2 separate regions of the Homo sapiens genome follow, and region 1 is linked to region 2. Evidence: chromatin loops called from intact Hi-C (ENCODE). Cell type or tissue: right lobe of liver. All regions are shown on one strand. Links, peaks and the distances in the headings refer to the core of each region. The heading gives the core; the rest is flanking DNA.

Region 1 (9,737 bases), core at 544-8,543, 490 kb after region 2:
GGGGCGGGGTGGTCTATGGATATATTCTTTTTTTTTTTTTTTTTTTTTTTTTTTTGGGATGGAGTTTCGCTGTTGTTGCCCAGGCTGGAGTGCAATGGCGCGATCTCGGCTCACTGCAACCTCCGCCTCCCAGGTTTAAGCGATTCTCCCACCTCAGCCTCCCTAGTAACTGGGATTACAGGCATGTGCCACCATGCCCGGGTAATTTTGTATTTTTAGTAGAGACGGGGTTTCTCCATGTTGGTCAGGCTAGTCTGAAACTCCCAACCTCAGGTGATCTGCCCGCCTCGGCCTCTCAAAGTGCTGGGAATCCAGGTGTGAGCCACCGCGCCTGGCCATATTCTTTTTTTTTTTTTTTTTTTTTTTTGGGAAACTGCTTTATTGAAATATAATTCACATACTATACAATTCATCTATTTAAAGTGTATGGGCCGGGCGCGGTGGCTCACGCCTGTAATCCCAGCACTTTGGGAGGCCGAAGTGAGCGGATCACGAGGTCAGGATATCGAGACCATCCTTGGCTAACATGGTGAAACCCCATGTCTACTAAAAACACAAAAAATTAGCCGGGCATGGTGGCGGGTGCCTATAGTCCCAGCTACTCCGGAGGCTGAGGCAGGAGAACAGCATGAACCCGGGAGGCAGAGCTTGCAGTGAGTTGAGATCGCACCACTGCACTCCAGCCTGAGCAAGAGCGAGACTCCATCTCAAAAAAAAAAAAAAAGTATGTGTTTCAGTGTTTTTTAGTATATTCACAAGGTTGTGCAACCATCACCACAATTCAATTTTAGAATATTTTCATTTCCCCTAAAAGAAATTCCATACTCAGAAGCAGTCCTTTCCCCACCCCGCCCCCCAGGTGTAAGCAATCACGAATCTACTTTCTCTTCTATGGGTTTGCCCATTCTGGATATTTTCATATAAATGAAATCATGCAGTATGTGGGGGGTTTTTGTCTGACTTCGTTCTCTTTGCATAATGGAGTGCAGTGGCGCAATCTCGGCTCACTGCAAGCTCCGCCTCCTGGGTTCACACCATTCTCCTGCCTCAGCCTCCCAAGTAGCTGGGACTATAGGCGCCTGCCACCATGCCTGGCTAATTTTTTGTATGTTTTAGTAGAGACGGGGTTTCACTGTGTTAGCCAGGACGGTCTCGATCTCCTGACCTCGTGATCCACCTGCCTCGACCTCCCAAAGTGCTGGGATTACAGACATGAGCCACCGCTCCTAGCCTGCATAATGTTTTTGAAGTTCAACCATGTTGTAGCAACTTTTAAATTCTTTCTTTTTTCAGTAACTGAATAGTATTTCATTATATGGATGTACTACATTTTGTTTATTCACCAGTTGTTTTCACTTCTGGCTATTAAGAATAATAATAGATTACATATGTCATATGTATTCCTTATATGCAATGAGCATTCATGTACAAGTTTTTATGTGGACATGTTTTCATTTCTCTTGGATGTGTACTTAGGAGTGGACTTGCTGGGTCATATGGTAACTCCATGCTTAACATTTTAGGAACTTCCAAACTGTTCTCCCAAGTGGCTGCACCATTTTACAGTCTCATCAGCAATGGATGAGGGTTCCAGTTTCTCCACATCCCAGCTAACAGTTGTTATTATCCCAGCTAACAGTTGTTATTATCTGTCTTTTTTTATTATAGCCATCTTAGTAGGTGTGAATTGGTATCTCATTCCGACTTTTGATTTGCATTTTTCTGATGGCTAATGATGTGAAGCTTTTTTTTTTTTTTTTGAGACGGAGTCACGCTCTGTCTCGCCCAGGCTGGAGTGTAGTGGTGTGATCTCAGCTCACTGCAGCCTCCGCCTGCCGGGTTCAAGCGATTGATTGATTGATCCTGTTTCAGCCTCCTGAGTAGCTGGGACTACAGGTGTGTGCCACCACACCCAGCTAATTTTTGTATTTTTAGTAGAGACAGGGTTTCACCATGTTGGCCAGGCCGGTCTCAAACTTCTGACCTCAGGTGATTCACCTGCCTTGGCCTCCCAAAGTGGTGGGATCACAGGCATGAGCCACCACGCCTTGCCTTTTTTTTTTTTTTTTTTTTTTTTTTGAGACAGAGTCTTGCTGTGTCACTCAGGCTGGAGTGCAGTGGCGCAATCTTGGCCTGCTGCACCCTCCACCTCCCACGTTCAAGCAATTCTTCTGCCTCAGCCCCCACAAGTAGCTGGGATTACAGACACCTGCCACCACACCCAGCTAATTTTTGTATTTTTAATAGAGATAGGTTTTCACCATGTTGGCCAGGCTAGTCTCAAACTCCTGACCTTGTGATCCTCCCACCTCAGCCTCCCAAACTGCTGGGATTACAGGTTTGAGCCACCACACCTGGCCAAAGCATCTTTTTATGTATTTATTAGCCATGTGTATATCTTCTTTGGAGAAATGTCTATTCAAATCCTTTGCCCGTTTTTAAAATTGGGTTGTGTCTTTATTACTGAGTTGTATAACTTTAATTCGAGAGACTTGAATCCAAGTCTCTTATTAGATATATTAGTTACAGATATTTTCTTCCATTCTGTGGCTGGTTTTTTAATTCTCTTAATGATATTTGCAGTATAGAAGCTTTTAATTTTAATGCTCCATTTTGTGGATGTATTTTTGGTGGGTGAGAATGGAAAGGCAAATGTGAGCGTAAGGCAGGATATGCATTAGTTTTATAAGAAAAATTTTAATATATTGTTTTATTACTGGTATTAAGAGTAAACTTGTGTTAATTCAAAATTAAAAGACATTTTTTTCTTTTTTCTTTTTTTTTTTTTTTTTTTGAGACAGCGTCTCGCTCTGTTGCCCAGGCTGGAGTGCAATGGCGTGATCTCAGCTCACTGCAACCTCCGCCTCCTGGGTTCAAGCGATTCTCCTGCCTCAGCCTCCTGAGTAGCTGGGACTACAGGCACCTGCCACCACGCCCAGCTAATTTTTATACTTTTAATAGAGACGGGATTTCACCATGTTGGCCATGACAGTCTCAATCTCTTGACCTTGTGATCCACCCGCCTCGGCCTCCCAAAGTGCTGGGATTACAGGTGTGAGCCACCACGCCCAGCCTCTTTTTTTTTTTTTTTTTAAGATGGAGTCACGCCCTGTCACCCAGGCTGGAGTGCAATGGCACGATCTAGGCTCACTGCAACCTCCGCCTCCTGGGTTCAAGTGATTCTCCTGCCTCAGCCTCCTGAGTAGCTGGGACTACAGGCGCATACCACCATGCCCAGCTAATTTTTGTATTTTTAGTAGAGACAGGGTTTCACCATGTTGGCCAGGATGGTCTCCATCTCCTGACGTTGTGATCCACCCACCTTGGCCTCCCAAAGTGCTAGGATTACAGGCGTGAGCCACCATGCCTGGCCAAAAGACTTTTTTTTTGAGATGGAGTCTCGCTCTGTCGCTCAGGCTGGAGTGCAGTGTCGTGACCTCAGCTCACTGCGACCTCTGCCTCCTGGGTTCAAGTGATTCTCCTGCCTCAGCCTCCCGAGTAGCTGGGATTACAGGCGCATGTCATCACGCTGAGCTAAGTTTTGTATTTTTAGTAGAGACAGGGTTTCACCATGTTGGCCCAGCTGATCTTGAACTCCTGACCTCAGGTGAGCCACCACGCCCAGCCCTGATATGCAATTTTTGTGTGCTATACATAAACATGTACCTACGAATGAGTTCACTTACTGTTAAATAATTATGGCCAGGCATGGTGGCTCACACCTGTAATCCCAGCACTTGGGGAAGGTCAAGGTGAGCAGATCACTTGAGGTCAGAGTTTCGTGACCAGCCTGGCCAACATGGTGAAACCCTGTCTCTACCAAAAAATACAAAAATTAGGCCTGGTGGTGGGCACCTGCAATCCCAGCTACTTGGGAGACTGAGGCAGGAGAGTTGCTTGAACCTGGGAGGTGGAGGTTGTAGTGAGTCAAGATCATGCCACTGCACTCCAGCCTGGGCGACTGAGTGAGACTCCATATCAAAAAAAAAAAAAAAAAAAGGAAAAGACAATTCATCTTTTAAGTGCTTCTTATTAAAATATATGTGCTTAAGTGCCTTTTTGTAATATTTGGAGAAAATGGCTGGGGCTTTTTGGATGGGCTGGGAAAACATTATTTTTCCCATTTAAATTAATGGAATATAGATAGAGCTTGGCGCAGTAGTAGCTCATGCCTGTAATCCCAGCACTTTGGGAGGCCAAGGTGGGTGGATCACTTGAGGTCAGGAGTTCAAAACCAGCCTGGCCAACATGGCGAAACCAATTCTCTACCAAAAAATACAAAAGTTAGCTGGGTGTGGTGGCAGCTGCCTGTAATCCCAGCTACTCAGGAGGCTGAGGCAGGATAATCACTTGAATCCAGGAGGTGGAGGTTGCAGTGAGTCGAGATCACACCATTGCACTTCCAGCATGGGTGACAGAGCGAGACTCCGTCTCAAAAAGAAAAGAAAAAAGCAATGGAATACAGACTAATTATCTGAAAGCTAGCCATTCAACACATTTTATGGGCAAATTAGCATTCAATAAGAGAGATGCCTACATTAAGTTTGGCCATACTGATGTCTTTGGAACATTTAGGTAGAGCAGTGCTCTCAAATGAGTCTGCATATTGGATGTATCTCTTTAAAATAGACTGATTGCCCAGATCCTGTCTGCAAAGATTCTGACATAATTGTACTGGGGTGAGGCCCAGGCATCAGGGTGTATTTAAAGCTCCCCAGGTCTTTTAGTAGACTGTTTTGAGAATAATTGAAGTAGAGAGAGTATGCAGTTATAAATGTTGGTCTGACCTAAGAGGTGGGTCTGGGCTGGAAGAAAAGATTGGCTAATGATCAGGTAATTGCTACAATAACTGGTCACAATATCCAGTAGAGTAAAGATTCAGACCTGTGAAATGCAGTCCTTTTTTCTTTTCTTTTTCTTTTTTTTTCTTTGCAAGGCTCGTCAGATGACCCAGGTGAAGCTATGTAACTAGCCAGTAAGGGAGCTCAAAAGCTCAATCCAAATCCATTCGCCTCTTGGCTGTGGTTTGGTGCCACCTAGTGGCAGTTTCTGCTCTAGCCTAAATATCAATTGGGCTGATTTTTCCAAGTTGAAATTGGCTGCCCTTTCTCTTGCCCTCACCACATCTCAGCAACTATCCACCAAAATAAGAACATTAACCTGCCTGCTTTGGGAATGGGAACTGGGCAGAGGACAGGAAGAAATCGCCAATTACTTTATGTGTAAGACTTATGTTACGGTACATTAGTGTGGTATCTTATTTTTGGGGGGGTTTACTGTGTTTAGAACCACTGCGAAAGGTGCAGTTACCCAAGGAATGTGTCGAATGAGAATAAACCAGGACATGCATATGTATACACACTTTCATATGTACATTTTAAAAATCTGAGTTCACACCAATACCTCCAATTCCATTTCACCACAGGGTTCTTTTTGTTTTTCTTCCCCCATTCCATATTTGTATTCTCCTTTTTCCACAGCTGGAGCCCTTCCAGCAGCATTTGAAATATTTACTCATTTGCTCAGTCTTTTATTCCATCTAAAATAGTTTCAGAATCCCTTCACCCATACCACTACAGTAAACAAGCCTACTACAAATGAGCTGAATATTTGTTTGCAATTCTTCCCCTCACTCTCGCCACTGAGCCCAAGACTGAGGGCATAAGTCAAATACTGTGTAAATGAGCTACTTTAATTAATTTATTTGTTCCCCCACCCCAGCCCCTTCAGTGTAGTTAAAAGTATTCATTTAAACAATTAGGTTAATTTGTTCCAGTTTGCTTTCAGTTTTAGGTCCCTACACCACCACATGTTAGCACTGTCTAGATATTTTGTGATATTAAGTAATTATTATTAATTTTGTTTACATATTTTTTAAACTGGGACCCATCTTTTTGGTATACAGCCTGAAAGAAAAAGAATGTTACCTGCAACTGTTTCGGAATAATCCTGGTCGGGAAGAAGGGGGAAATGGGTAGTAAATATAAGAAACAATATTGGTCATGAACTGATAGTTGAAGCTGGATGATTGGTACATGGGGAACTGTTTCTCTATACTTTTGTGTATATTTGAAATTTTCTGTAGTAAAAAGTTCTAAAAATATGTGTACTGCCTATAATGTTCTCAAGCTGTTTCATGGGACAAAAATTAAAGTATTTACTTCCCTATGTATTGCCTGCTTGCTATTAGTGAATACTCAGTAGCTTTTGATTGGATGTAAGAAGTCAGGTTAAGTTAAATGAAACATGTTTGTCCTTTTAGTTGTATTGACATATCTAACTAGGTTTAATAGACTTTTAAAGACAATCCTTTTTTATTATCTTTATGAAATTCTTAGGAAGCTGCATAAGTTACGATAATAGCATTTATTATTATTAATAGACTATAACAGTATCTAGATTATCTAATTATGGGAAACAAATTACAGTTTCATTAAAGTTAGAGTTAAACTGGGCAACATCTCCATCCTTTTCTCATTCCTTGAGATTAAGGAGAACCTGGTGTTGATGCATGGAGACAGCACTAAGGATCATACTACCTTTTGAGTCAAGTCAAAACCATAGTTAGGGAATCTTTTCTTGTGTGCTGCCTCATGGTGGGATGAGGAGGGGTTTGGCAATTCTTTATTTTTAGAGGTATTTTACCCCCTGGGGGGGAAGTATGGAATGATTTTGCCTACATATGTAAAAGTTGAACTTTTTTTTGGTGTTGCTCTTTAGGAGAAAAGCCATATGTTTGTACAGTTCCTGGGTGTGACAAAAGGTTTACAGAATATTCCAGTTTGTACAAACATCATGTTGTCCACACTCATTCCAAACCTTACAACTGTAACCACTGTGGGAAGACATACAAGCAGATCTCCACGCTGGCCATGCACAAACGGACAGCCCACAACGACACTGAGCCCATCGAGGAGGAGCAGGAAGCCTTCTTTGAGCCGCCCCCAGGTGAGAGTTTTGTCTACTATATTTTGTTTCTGAGTTTGAGAATCAACAGTTATGAACATAATTTATGATTCATAGCATTTTCTGAAATCCTAATGTGTCATTCGTATAATCACATAAACATAATTTACAGCTGCAGTAAGTGCTATTGAAGAAAAGTATGTGGTACTCTGGGATGTATAGAAGGGAATGTTAGTTTGGGAGGTCAAGGAAGGGATTTTTGGAGAGATCTTGAGGTTGAATAGGGGTTAACTGGGTGAAGAAGCAGAGGTTGCTGGGAAGGGAAGCAGGAAGCAAAGGCAAGAGAATGTTCCAAATAGAGAGAATGGCACATGCAGAAAGCCAGGAGGTTGGAGAGACCAAAGTAAATTGGAGATACTGAATGAAGCCTGGCCAGTTAGGGCAGTTCTGCCTGGGAAGGTGATATGAAACAAGGCTGGAGAGCGAGGCAGGGGCAGCCAGCCTGTTTGGGTCCATTAAGCATGTTGGTCTTAATCGTAACACTAGAGAAGTACTCCCAAATAACTCTTCATTGATTCAGGTGCTATTAAGTATGTTATTGTAAGAGACAAAATTATTTGTTTCAGTAAACCCTTGGAAAAATATTTTAGAGAATTACATTGAATTATTTCAGATAAATAAGCATAGGTAAGTAGGTAAAAGGAAGTCGGTTTTTCTAAAACACAAAACAAAGCAAGTTGTCTTACAGTTTCATTGAGTACCTCCTAAATGAAGTAAATTTGAAAATTAAGAGAAGACATCTTTTTTCATTTTTAACAACATATATTGAAGCATTGAAAAACATTTAGGTGGAAAAGGTTTGTTGGAGAGTAAGGGAAAGAACAGATCATCTGCTCAGATGATTCCTTGTAGTCCTGATTTGTCTTTTCAGGTATTTGTTAGGTGGTGGTAGGTTAATAGCAATTCCATCAGTCTTCATGGTGATTATTTTCTAGCCAGAACACTGTAAGTGTGCATGGTTAAATATTACATCAATTGGGGAGATACTGGTCAAAGAGTACAGTTTCAGTTAGGAGGAATAAGTTCTGGAGATCTGCACAGCATGTGACTACAGTTAATAATAATGTACTGTATATTTGACAATTGCTAAGAGAAAGGAAGTAAATAAGAAGATCCTACAACAACTGCTGAGTCTTTTTAGTTAGAAAGCAGGCTTTAATGATATCAGACTTAAGTTTGCAAGACTCTTTTTCTAAGCTTCCTCAAGTCTCTTCCTTAAATGTTGATATTTCAGGTTATCAGAAGTTCCTATATTCTTTTTTTTTTTTTTTTATTTTTGAGATGGAGTCTCGCTCTGTTGCCCAGGCTGGAGTGCAGTGGTGCGATCTCGGCTCACTGCAAGCTTCGCCTCCCGGGTTCATTCCATTCTCCTGCCTCAGCTTCCTGAGTAGCTGGGACTACAGGCGCCCGCCACCATGCCTGGCTAATTTTTTGTGTTTTTAATAGAGACGGGGTTTCACCGTGTTAGCCAGGATGGTCTCGATCTCCTGACCTCGTGATCCGCCCACCTCGGCCTCCCAAAGTGCTGGGATTACAGGCGTGAGCCACCGTACCCAGCCCAGAAGTTCCTATATTCTAGAAAATAGTCTATAATATAATAATATACATTTTATTTAAAAACAAAACTAAACTAAGATTGTTTTTCCAAGAATAGGGATGGATTTCTGTTTTCTCTCACATGATCCACTGGGTTTTGTAACCTGTTGGAATAATGGTATATAAATAGCTGTGGAACAGAACAAAAAGGAATGAAGTAATGTCTGTCATGGAAATTACACGTTGATGACTGTAGCCATATGAGTGCATGGATTAACCACTGAATTGAGAAGTACTCTTAGATTAGCATATTATGTCCTTTGAGGGGGAAACATTTTTTTTTTGCTCTCTTTCTGACTTCATGGGAGGTAGAAAGTGATGAAAGACGAGAGGGACCAGGAATCTTCCTGGTTGACAATTATAGTAGTAATGGATTGTTGAAATTGCTGTTTACTTACTGGTTCTTTATGAAATAAAGAAGTGATGGAGGTTCCTTTTATGTCACTAAATTATTAACCATACCTCAGATAATATGCCATACATTGTCTTTACACAGTGAGGTCATTGTGTACTGATGGTTTGCAATCAATCAGTTGTGCTAAAGACCAAGTTTAGTATCAGTGGGTGTGTTTGCAAACCATTCTGGCTTTGTGGTTAATGTTTATGAAAATGAAAATAGTCTTAACCACTTTTAACAGCTTCTTTTTTTTTTTTTTTTTTTTTTTTTGAGACGGAGTTTCGCCCTTGTTGCCCAGGCTGGAGTGCAATGGTGCCATCTCGGCTCACCACAAGCCCTGCCTCCCGGGTTCAAGTGATTTCTCCTGCCTCAGCCTCCTGAGTAGCTGGTATTACAGGCATGCTCCACCAGGCCCGCCTAATTTTGTGTTTTTGTTTGTTTGTTTGTTTTTGTTATTGAGACAGAGTCTTGCTCTGTCGCCCAGGCTGGAGTGCAGTGGTGCAATCTCGGCTCACTGCAAGCTCCGCCTCCTAGGTTCACACCATTCTCCTGCCTCAGCCCCCTGAGTAGCTGGGACTACAGGCGCCTGCCACCATGCCCGGCTATTTTTTTTTTTTTTGTATTTTTAGTAGAAATGGGTTTCACCGTGTTAGCCAGGATGGTCTCGATCTCCTGACCTCATGATCCGCCCGCCTTGGCCTCCCAAAGTGCTGGGATTACAGGTGTGAGCCACCATACCCGGCCTTGGTTTTGTATTTTTAATAGAGACGTGGTTTCT
Region 2 (9,737 bases), core at 921-8,920:
TTGGTACCCATTAATCATTCCCCATTGCCTACCAATTTCTCCAGCCCTAGACAACTAACTTGTAATCCACTTCCTGTCTCTATGAATTTGCCTATTCTGGACATTTCATGTAACTGGAATCATATAATGCATGGTCTTTTGTGACTGGCTTCTTTCACGTAGCACAGTGTTTTCAAAATTCATCCATACTGTAGCATCTATCAGTATTTAACTATGGCCAAATAATATTCCATTGTATGGATCTACCACATTTTGTCTAGCTGTACATTAGTTGATAGATATGTAAGCTGTTTCCACTTTTAAGGTATTACGACTAATGTTGCTAAGAAATCTCATGTGGAAATCTTTTTGTGCCTTTTATTCATCTCCTGGAGTAGAATTGCTGGGTCACATGGTAGCCCGTGTGACTTTTGAGGAATTAACAGACTACTCTCCAAAGCAGCTGCACCATTCTGCATCTCCACCAGCAGTGTATGAGGGTTCCAATTTCTTCACATCCTCTTCAACACTTTTTACCATCTGTCTTTTTTATTATAGCCATGCTAGTGAGGTTGAGATGGTATCTCATTATGGTTCTGATTTGTGTTTCCCTGATGACTAATGATGTTAAGCATCTTTTCAGGTGCTTATTGGTCATTTGTTTGTCTTCTTTGGAAACATGTCTATTAAAATCCTCTGTCCATCTTCTTTTTTTTTTTTTTTTTTTTTGAGACAGAGTCTCGCTCTGTCGCCTAGGCTGGAGTGCAGTGGCGTGACCTCGGCTCACTGCAAGCTCCGCCCCCTGGGTTCACGGCATTCTCCTGCCTCAACCTCCCGAGTAGCTGGGACCACAGGTGCCCACCACCACGCCTGGCTAATTTTTTGTATTTTTAGTAGAGACAGGGTTTCACTGTATTAGCCAGGATGGTCTCAGTCTCCTGATCTCATGATCCACCTGCCTCGGCCTCCCAAAGTGCTGGGATTACAGGTGTGAGCCAACATGCCCAGCCTCCTCTGTCCATTTTTAATTGAGTGATTTGTCTCATTATTATTGACTTGTAAGAACTCTTTACATATTGTAGCTATTAGTCTCTTGTCAGATATATGATTTACAAACATTTTCTACCATTCCATGGGCTACCTTTTCACTTCTTAATAGTGTCTTTTGAAGCACACAAGCTTTAAAATTTCACTGATGTGCAAGTTGTTTTTCAACTTCCCTCCCCTTTTTAAAATAGAGCATTCTTCATTTTGTGTTTGTCTGCATTTTCCTTGTATTGAGATTGAGGTGATGCATTTTTGGCTTGAGTACAGTATAGGTGATGGTACGTTCTTCTCAGGCTATCACATCTGTAGGCACATGATATCCATCTGTCCTTTATTGGACATGCTAATTTTGATCATCTGGTCAAGGTATTGCCTGATTTCTCTGCTGTATAATTACTGGCTTTTTTCCTATCTCATTCATGATGTTTAAAAAAATGAAATTCACTCTTTTCAGTCTGTCTACACTCCGTTAGCACATTGCACTTTGAGTTCTGTACTCTCCCTGGCACATGCTGCACAGTGGTCAGACCCACCTTGGCCAGGCCTGTGTCCTCATGTCTCAAAAAGGGGCTTTGTTTCAATGACCACAGGTTTCATGCAAATTATTCACACCTTGCCACAGTGAGTGTCTTCATTGACCTTGCCTGCCTAGAGACCTGAGTACTGCCTTCTTGGACTCTGAAGTTGGATGTTGCCATGCTGGAAACATCGAATAGAAATAGGCAGTTCTGGAAAACATGTGCTTCTGGGCTCAGCAAGGAGATGTACTGTGATCCTCACATACCAGGGGCTGAGGATTGGAACTCAGAAAAAATGAAGGATTGAGAGGCTGCGCTGTGTATGTGCACTTGTGTCTGTGCCGTCCCTGACCTAAGAGAAGCTCAGGCGATTGGAAGAGCTCATTTTACCTTCCCAGCTCAGGAGGACACGGGTGTTTGGAAGGCCTTGTGTGAGAACCCAAATCAGGCATCATAGCCTTTCATTCCTACTTCAAGCTTTAATTTTTCTGTTGCTAGGACATACCCCACTAGAAAAACTGTGACTAAAGAACTTTCCATCTCAGTGAAATGGGGAAACCCAGCAGAGAGTGAACCCCTTTAAAGAATGTTTCTTGGGTTTAACTTCTAAAGTCTCAAGAAGTGAAATGTAACGATGAGGATGACAGTTAACGTTTATTGGGCCCTTACTACATGCCAGGCAATGTTTCAAGAGTTTTCCAGGTATTAACTCATTTAATTCTCAAAACAGCTCTATCTTGTAGGTACTATCATTATCTTTATTTACCACATGAAGAAACTGAGGCACAGAGAAGTTAAATAACTTCCACAAGGTCACATAGCTAATAAGTGGCAGAACTGGGATACAAATCCAGGTACCGTAAAGGACATAATGGGAGTCTTGGAGAATATGAGCATTATGAATCATAAATCTTAGAGAAGGCACCTATCAGTGTGATAAATGTAGATAATGCATTTTCAGAGAAGTACATTAGGAATACTGGGCCCGGGGGGTACTGGGTGAGTGATGCTGTTTGAGTCATCCCAGTTCCTCATGGGGAGCCTTAGTGATGGTTTATCAAGCCTCTTTTTTTAAATTGTTTTGTTTTTTGTTTTTGAGACAGCATCTCACTCTGTTGCCAAGGCTGGAGTGCAGTGGCACGATCTCGGCTCACCGCAACCTCTGCTTCCCAGGCTCAAGCAATTCTCCTGCCTCAGCCTCTCGAGTAGCTGGGATTACAGGCATGCGCCACTACCGCCCGGCTAATTTTTGTATTTCTAGTAGATACAGGGTTTCACCATGTTGGCCAGCCTGGTCTTGAACTCCTGACCTCAAATGATCCACCCGCCTTGACATCCCAAAGTGCTGGGACTACAGGCATGAGCCACCGTGCCTGGCCCTATCAAACCTCTTATACTTGGCACCTGCATTACTTAAAACTCCAGTTTAGGTACCTGATGTGGCTGCTAAAAGCTGACTTCTTCAAGCCAAGTCACCTGGAAGTAACATTGGGGTTCCAATGTGCTACACTGTCCACAGTTTTATAGCATGATCAGGCATCACACACACACCGCTGCATTGACAGTGTGTGCTGATGACCAATTTGTGGTCACACAGGATAGGTTACCCACAAGGCTGCAGAGGGCCGCACTTAGCAGGCTTGGCCAGGGTTCACCACAAGCTCACACTCTGTACCTCCATGCTGTTCTGCTGTGCATGCTGCTTCAGACATTACTGGGCTCTGTCTTCTCTGGGGCATTGGTTCCAATTCCTGCTTAGCAGCTGTTAATTTTTTTCAACTGCCACACATGTAATAAGGCAAAGCCAGCACCGAAGCTCAAATTTGAGGTAGGCTTGTATTTCTACTTTTTGCGTTTTGTAGGGAAAAGACAGAAAACTTCAACCTGTGGCCCAAAATTATCCTTCAGTCCTAGGATACTGTGTAGGATCAGAGAACAATCCAAGGCAGGGGAGTGTGGTAGGGAGCTCCTGGAACTACAAAGTGGTAAAACATGCAAGATTATAATTGAGGAGTAGATTTTGTCCTCATCATTCCTTCAACTCCTTTTCCCTTCTGACTCAGGACTATATATCCAGCCTACCCTGGTGCCTAGACCGTAACAGTGAATGCATGAATATGCGGTGTTTGTATGTGAGATTCAGAGCGTTGTTGATAGTTTGAAATGACCTAGATCAATGAGTTTGGACTTGGTCACTAGTTTTTCTCTGCCAAGCAGAGAAAAAAGGAAAATATCTAAACAAAATAAACTCCGAGGGCTGTGTCAAACAACATGCGACCAATCAGTTGTCAAATCACAGCCCTAGTCCCCAGGGCCCCTTGGGTAAGATCTTGTCTTGAATTATGGGCATGTAAGGTCTGAGGCAGTGGGACGGGAGACAGAAACACAGGTCGACTCCATATTGCAACCACTAGGTGGCACCTGTTCGAGGAACTGCCAAATGGCTTGTTCACAGCTTGAAGCTTTGGTCAGCTTGGCTTGACATGAAATGCCAAGGTCTTGCTGGGCGGATAAAGGAGCTTGCCAGGGCCAGTGCTGCCAGGCTTGGTTTGAGGAGCCAGTGCTCTAGGAGGGGCCTGGATTCATGACTCTAATGATGAGCTCATCCTAAGACAGCAGCTCCCTCCCACCACCTCCTCATTCTCTGTCCTTTAGCCCTTCCTTATTTATACCACTCATCACTACTTGACTTTACAGTATATGTTCATTTGTTTATTGTCTGTCTCCCCAGACTGGAACCTAAATTCCACAAGAGCAGGGAGCTTCTTTTGCTCCCTGCAGTATCCCTGGCTCCTACAATGTCTAGCACTTAATAGGCTCTCCATAAATATATGTTGCATAAATGAATGAATGACCAAAAACATAATAAGAAATTATTAGTAACTAAGGTCTGTAGTTGCATCCCCTTTATGAGATACTCTGAAAACCAAGCACTACTGAGTTACTGTCATTGCTTGCAGTAGGTAGGTTTAATTTGTATCGCTTTTATTCAACTAAGGCAAACTGCCTATATTAGAGTGGTTTCATTTTCTAAATCTATTTTGATGCCACTGTGTTCTCTGGAAAGTGCTCCCTGCTGAGTAGTGATATCTTCATGGCTATATCACTGACATGGATCACAGGAGCAGCCTTGCTGTGTTAACAGGTCCCTAAGGGTGGTCTCCTGCAGGCTGATCGAGACTGCCTGAAGGGAGAAGGAGGCAGGGCACTACAAATATTAGGACACCTCTGAGCTGGGCTCACAAGCCCCTGGAATGGAAGATGGTCACAGAAATGAAGCCTCACCAAGGCCTCTAAGTTTCTGTGGATGGGCCCCTACTGGCCACTCCCAGGACCTTAAATTGTAGGCAGCTGATGGCTTGCCTAGCTAGAGGGCCGTATGCAACAAGATTCCCTCAACTTGGTGAGGAACTGCTTTACTCCAGCCTCAGCTAGTCCATTTGCCTCCCAAATGCTGGCTAGAAGTAGTGCAGACTTGAGTAAGGCTCCAAGACGTATCCTGCTGTGTGAAAAGAAGCAGAGATGCTGACAGTAAGAGGCATCTCTTCAGGGCTAAGAAGATTACAGCTGGGCCTGGAATGACCCCTGGGTTTTCCAGCACATAGGCCCACCAGCTGTGGTGGTCAGCTGCAGGCAACAGCTCCGGTGCATCTTCCTGCAAAGATCTGCCGGAGGGTAAGCAAGTCCTTGCACTGTGCTGTGCAGCCACTGCCTTTTCCAGGTTGCCACATGACATTTTAATATCACCTGCAAACCTAAATCCAGTGAGTGCCTACAGACGACACACTTAACAGCTCAGGGCATGATTCAGAGGAAGCAATTTTCCAAAGTGAAGATAATTGTCTGTTAGTGTGAAAAGGCAAACACTTTTTTATTAGCATTGGAAATTCAAGGGAGATGTTGTTAAATCCATAGATGCAGCACTTCAGTAAATGGCTAAAGAACAATATCTACAGCTAGAAGGAAGGACTGTACAGATCCATGCCCATTCAGGGTTCACCCATAGAACTAGCTCTCTTGGAGGGAAGATGGAAGCTCAGCTCTGACCTCTTCCTGTTTACTTAATACGCAGCTCCTCAAAGTCCTGGTTCCTGTGCCCACACAGGAAATCCCAGAATTAAGAGTTCCCCGGTCTTCTTTTATTTACATGTTTCCCAGGTGACCTTAACCGGGGTAAAGTCTCATGCCTTTACTCTGTGACATTAAAACTTATATTCCAGCCCTGACCTCTCCTGGGGCTTTGTATAACCATTTGCCTATTTGAACCCTCCAGTTGGACATATGATAGGCACCTAGAACCTAGAATGGCCAAAATGGAACTCTTAACCATCTCCCCTTTTCACTGTTATATTACTGCATAAGAAGTCACCTCAAAACCTATCAATCATTTAAGATAATAATCATTAATTTTGCACACAAATCTCTAATTTTTCTGTGGTTCAATGAGGACTGCTCCATGAAGTGTCAGCTGGAGCAGCTGGAGAATCCCTTTCCAAGATGGCTTACTCACGCAGCTGGCAAGTTTTGCTGGCTGTCGCCTGGAAGCTCAGCCTGGCCGGTGGGTGGAGGGACTGTGGTTCCTCTCCACATGGCCTCTCCACAGGCTGTTATGGCTTGCTTCCTCATGACGTGGTGACTGAGTTTCAAGTGTGAGTGTCCTAAGGAGAGGAAGTGGAAGCTGCTAGTGTCTTAAGCCCTGGGCCTCGTAAAGCATTACTTCTGCCATGTTAATATTGGTCAAGCAGTCACAGAGCCCAGAGTCAAGGGGAGGTGACACAGACCCCAACTGTCCATGGAAGGAACCTCAAAGAATTTGCAAACATGTTTTAAAACTGCTGCATATCCCGAACCTGCTCCTCCTAGTCTCCTCCATCTACCAGTTTCTTAGGCAACTAGGAGTCATCTTTGACTTCCTTCTTTCCCTCAGCACTTCCATACAATCCCCATCAGCAAATTCTGTTGACTGTCCCCCAAAACACATCCAGAATCCTTCTACTTCTCTCATCTCCACTACAACACCCTAATCCAGACAATACCTTCATCTGCCAACTGGATGGCTGCTTGTTCTGTTGCAGTAGTCTGTGAATAACTCTCTCTGCCTCCGTGCTGGCTTCCTATTCACACAGTAGCCACAGCTACCCTTTTAAAACATAAATCAGATTATCTCACTCCTCTGCTTAAATCCATTCAAAAGTTTGCAACATATTTAGAAATAACTCAAACCCCTCATTATAGATTCCAAAGCCCGATGTGATCTGGCCGTGTCTGGTTCTCTAGCCTCATCTTGTACGACCTGCCTTCTCACTAGACTACAATATACACAAATGGTTGCTCCTGCCTGACAGCCTTTGCACTTGGTTTTCCTCTCTCTGGAAAGCTCTTCCCCCTAATTTTCCCAAGACTGGTTTCTTCTTGCCATTTAGTTTTCAATTGAAATGTAATTTCCGCATAGAGGCCATCTATAATCCCCAATCCTAAAGTAGCCACACAATCATCTGTTACAGTAACCTATTTTAATTTTCAACATAGCTCTTACCACTAGCTGCTACTTTTCATGTTGATTTATCTGTTCTTTGTCTGTCTCTTCCCTCTAAAATGTAAGCTTCATGAGGGCAGGGACCTTGTCTGTCTTATCGCCGCATCCCCAGGGCCTAGAGTACCAGGCAGAAGTTTGATAAATATTGATGTAGCAGGTAGAAATAGTATCTCCAGATAGCCAGCCCCCAACAGGATCACAGCATCTCTTAAGGTAGTTGAGGGAATAGAGAGGAAGCTCCTCTTTATACCTCCTGTGCGTCAGTGGTTTGTGCGTGTACCAGCAACACAGCTCTGGTGCATGGGGCTGCCCCGTGGAGGATGCTCCTCCATAGTGACCGGGTTTATGCAGCCTCCTTCCAACCCCCAGAGTATTCCCATCCCTAGCCTTCTTGTGAAATCAGCAAGACAGGATCACACAGTCATGAGCACAAAGTTGCTAACATGCCTGGACAGAATGGTGCAGCTCAGCTCATCTCACCTTCACATCAGTGCGGTCACTAACTCGGGTTTATGTGACATTCGAATTTTCATCTTATGGTTAGACTCAGAAATATAGGCCAAGCTCCAGTATAACAAAGTCCAAGTGCTTGTTTTAATGCTATTTTTTTTTTAATGATGATGTTCAAACTTTTGAAGAGAAATCTGAAAATGAATATTTAGGGCCCATCCAAATAAAGAAGTTTGATTAGGACTTTTTAAGAATCAATGTTATTAACAGGTTAAAAAAAGCAACACTGAGATGAAAAGCAAGTTTAACCATAATGAAGTTCTCTTTGTTTTCTTCAAAAATGCTTGTTAAACATTTTTTTAGTACTTTGGTATGGAGAATTGGCTGTGCATAGAATTGTTATTGAAATAACAAAACACTATAGTTGTAGGTAGTCCATCCATTAGGGAAGTGGTGGCTTGTTTGATTGGATTCCTTTTTATTCACTGTAATGAGATTTTTGCTTGGGGATTTAAATGTTTAAAGATTCAATAACACTGAAAATTCAAGTTCAAGAAATGATCGTGAGGCCCTGCTGGCCTGACCCAAAGTGAGATGATCGTGTGGCATTCAGGGGGTGTTTCTGGCAGTGCTGTTACTGTTAGAGAATGAGACCACCCTTCAAGGGGCTGCTCATGTCCACGGAGCAGAGTCCGTCTCTCACATTTGAGACTGGGGAAGGAAGGCATACATGACAGGCTGGGCCTCACCACACCCACCTGGACCTCAGATCCCTTGTGATGGGAAGCCCACTTGGGGAGTAGAACCCTTGGCAATACCGACTCAGGGTTGGTGAAATCGCCTTTTCATGACAATTGATGATTCTCATCCACTGAGGAAATTACATTTCACCTGAACTCCCCAGTCCCTCAGGCAATGGCCAGCAGAGTGTCAGAGGGCACAGCTGAAGGTGCGAGAGTCAGCATAGTGCATTTGCTGCAGGGTGGAAGCTTGCAACGAGGAAGGCTGGCAATAAATGTACATTATTATGTCTCCAGAAGTGCTTAGTTTTTATTTATTTCTAATTCTTTCTGCTTTTTTTTTTCACGAGCACTGCTTAGAACTCAAGTTCCTGGGATCAAACTTGTATCACACAGGCTGGAGAAGGCTGTGGAGAAACTGAGTCCTCCCAGGTCTCAAGGTGGGTGGAGGGAGCCTGCAGGGGTCTCCTTCCCTCCCCTCTTGCCTGTTCTGCCTGGTCAGAGCCTGCACACGAGTGCAGAGGGCTCCCTTAGAGAGGGCCGGGCTAGAGGAAGCTGAAGTTTCAGAATAAGCAGCTTATTCTGTGGCCTCCTTTCCACTACAGACTCCTTGAGGAGGAGTAAGACCCCAGAAGGACAGGTGAGTCTCACCTAGGCTGACCAAAGTCCAGCTCAGCCAGCCCGTGATCTATCCAAGACATCCGCCCACAGCAGTGAGAAGCTGATGCCACTCAAAGCCATTCTCAGTCTACATCCACGATGCTGGGAAAGAAAAACCAAGTTCAATTTACCAAAATATCTGTATTATCTATAAAAATTGAACTCTAATGAGTCACTGATACGGGAGGCAGCAATACCCGACTGTGCTGACATGCAGAAGGAAGACAGCTCTGTCCCACCAACCCTATAGCAGAACATTTGTATTGAGTGGCACGTGGGCTGAGTCATTTGTAAGGTCTCAAAAACCTGGACACTTTGGAACGTAGCAATCGGATGAACGATCTTGGAAACATCTCTCGGGACTCCTGGGCTGTGTACTTGAAATAGTTCTGGGGATGGGCCAGGACATCAAACAGAGCCTTGATAAGTTTCTTATCCTAAAAAGAACAGAATTTTTGTTACTGGGCCAAAATATTTAAATATGCTGACATTTTGCCCATGGAACTATAATGACCCAGTATTAGGCCGTAGCTTGCTTAGCTGAAAAACACTTGCAAAAATTGTTTCCTCTGATTTTTATCTTCTTTCCAGTTTTTATTTTTCCTAATTAGTTTTAAGAAGTATGAATTACTTTTATAAATAAAACTTTAATATGTAAAATCCTGTTTTCTTTTTCCCAACCAGATGAATGCAACACTGGGATTTGGGAGTATTTGTAGGATTAGTGATACCACAAGTGTTTATTGCTAATTATTTATAAGTATTTAAACTTTGGTGAATTTTAGGCTTGAAGTATACATAAAGAGC

Evidence for each region. A loop is a pair of places that touch in the nucleus more often than their neighbours do. Peaks named below come from ENCODE experiments on the same cell type or tissue, not always from the same donor. Only the 100,000 strongest peaks of a DNase experiment are listed, where the experiment ranks them.
Region 1: it touches region 2 in a loop (6-fold over the local background); 50 of 110 quality-filtered maps call a loop at or near these places.

Annotation. Positions count from the first base shown.
Region 1 is chr11:9,501,899-9,511,635 of GRCh38, forward strand. ZNF143 (zinc finger protein 143) reads left to right here. Exons shown (of 16, transcript NM_003442.6): 12 at 6,721-6,948. Among named protein-coding and RNA genes, the nearest start is that of ZNF143, 46 kb to the left of the region's middle. RefSeq lists a silencer at 4,955-5,074. In right lobe of liver, for the core only: CTCF peaks have their summits at 5,040 (motif pointing left) and 5,243; a DNase peak (open chromatin) is centred at 5,033; H3K27ac peaks cover 749 bases.
Region 2 is chr11:9,011,831-9,021,567 of GRCh38, forward strand. SCUBE2 (signal peptide, CUB domain and EGF like domain containing 2) reads right to left here. Exons shown (of 23, transcript NM_001367977.2): 23 at 7,646-9,367. The coding sequence ends at 9,215. All of the region lies in intron 1 of NRIP3-DT (NRIP3 divergent transcript), which reads left to right. Among named protein-coding and RNA genes, the nearest start is that of NRIP3-DT, 13 kb to the left of the region's middle. In right lobe of liver, for the core only: a CTCF peak has its summit at 3,959 (motif pointing right); DNase peaks (open chromatin) are centred at 3,961 and 6,151; H3K27ac peaks cover 752 bases.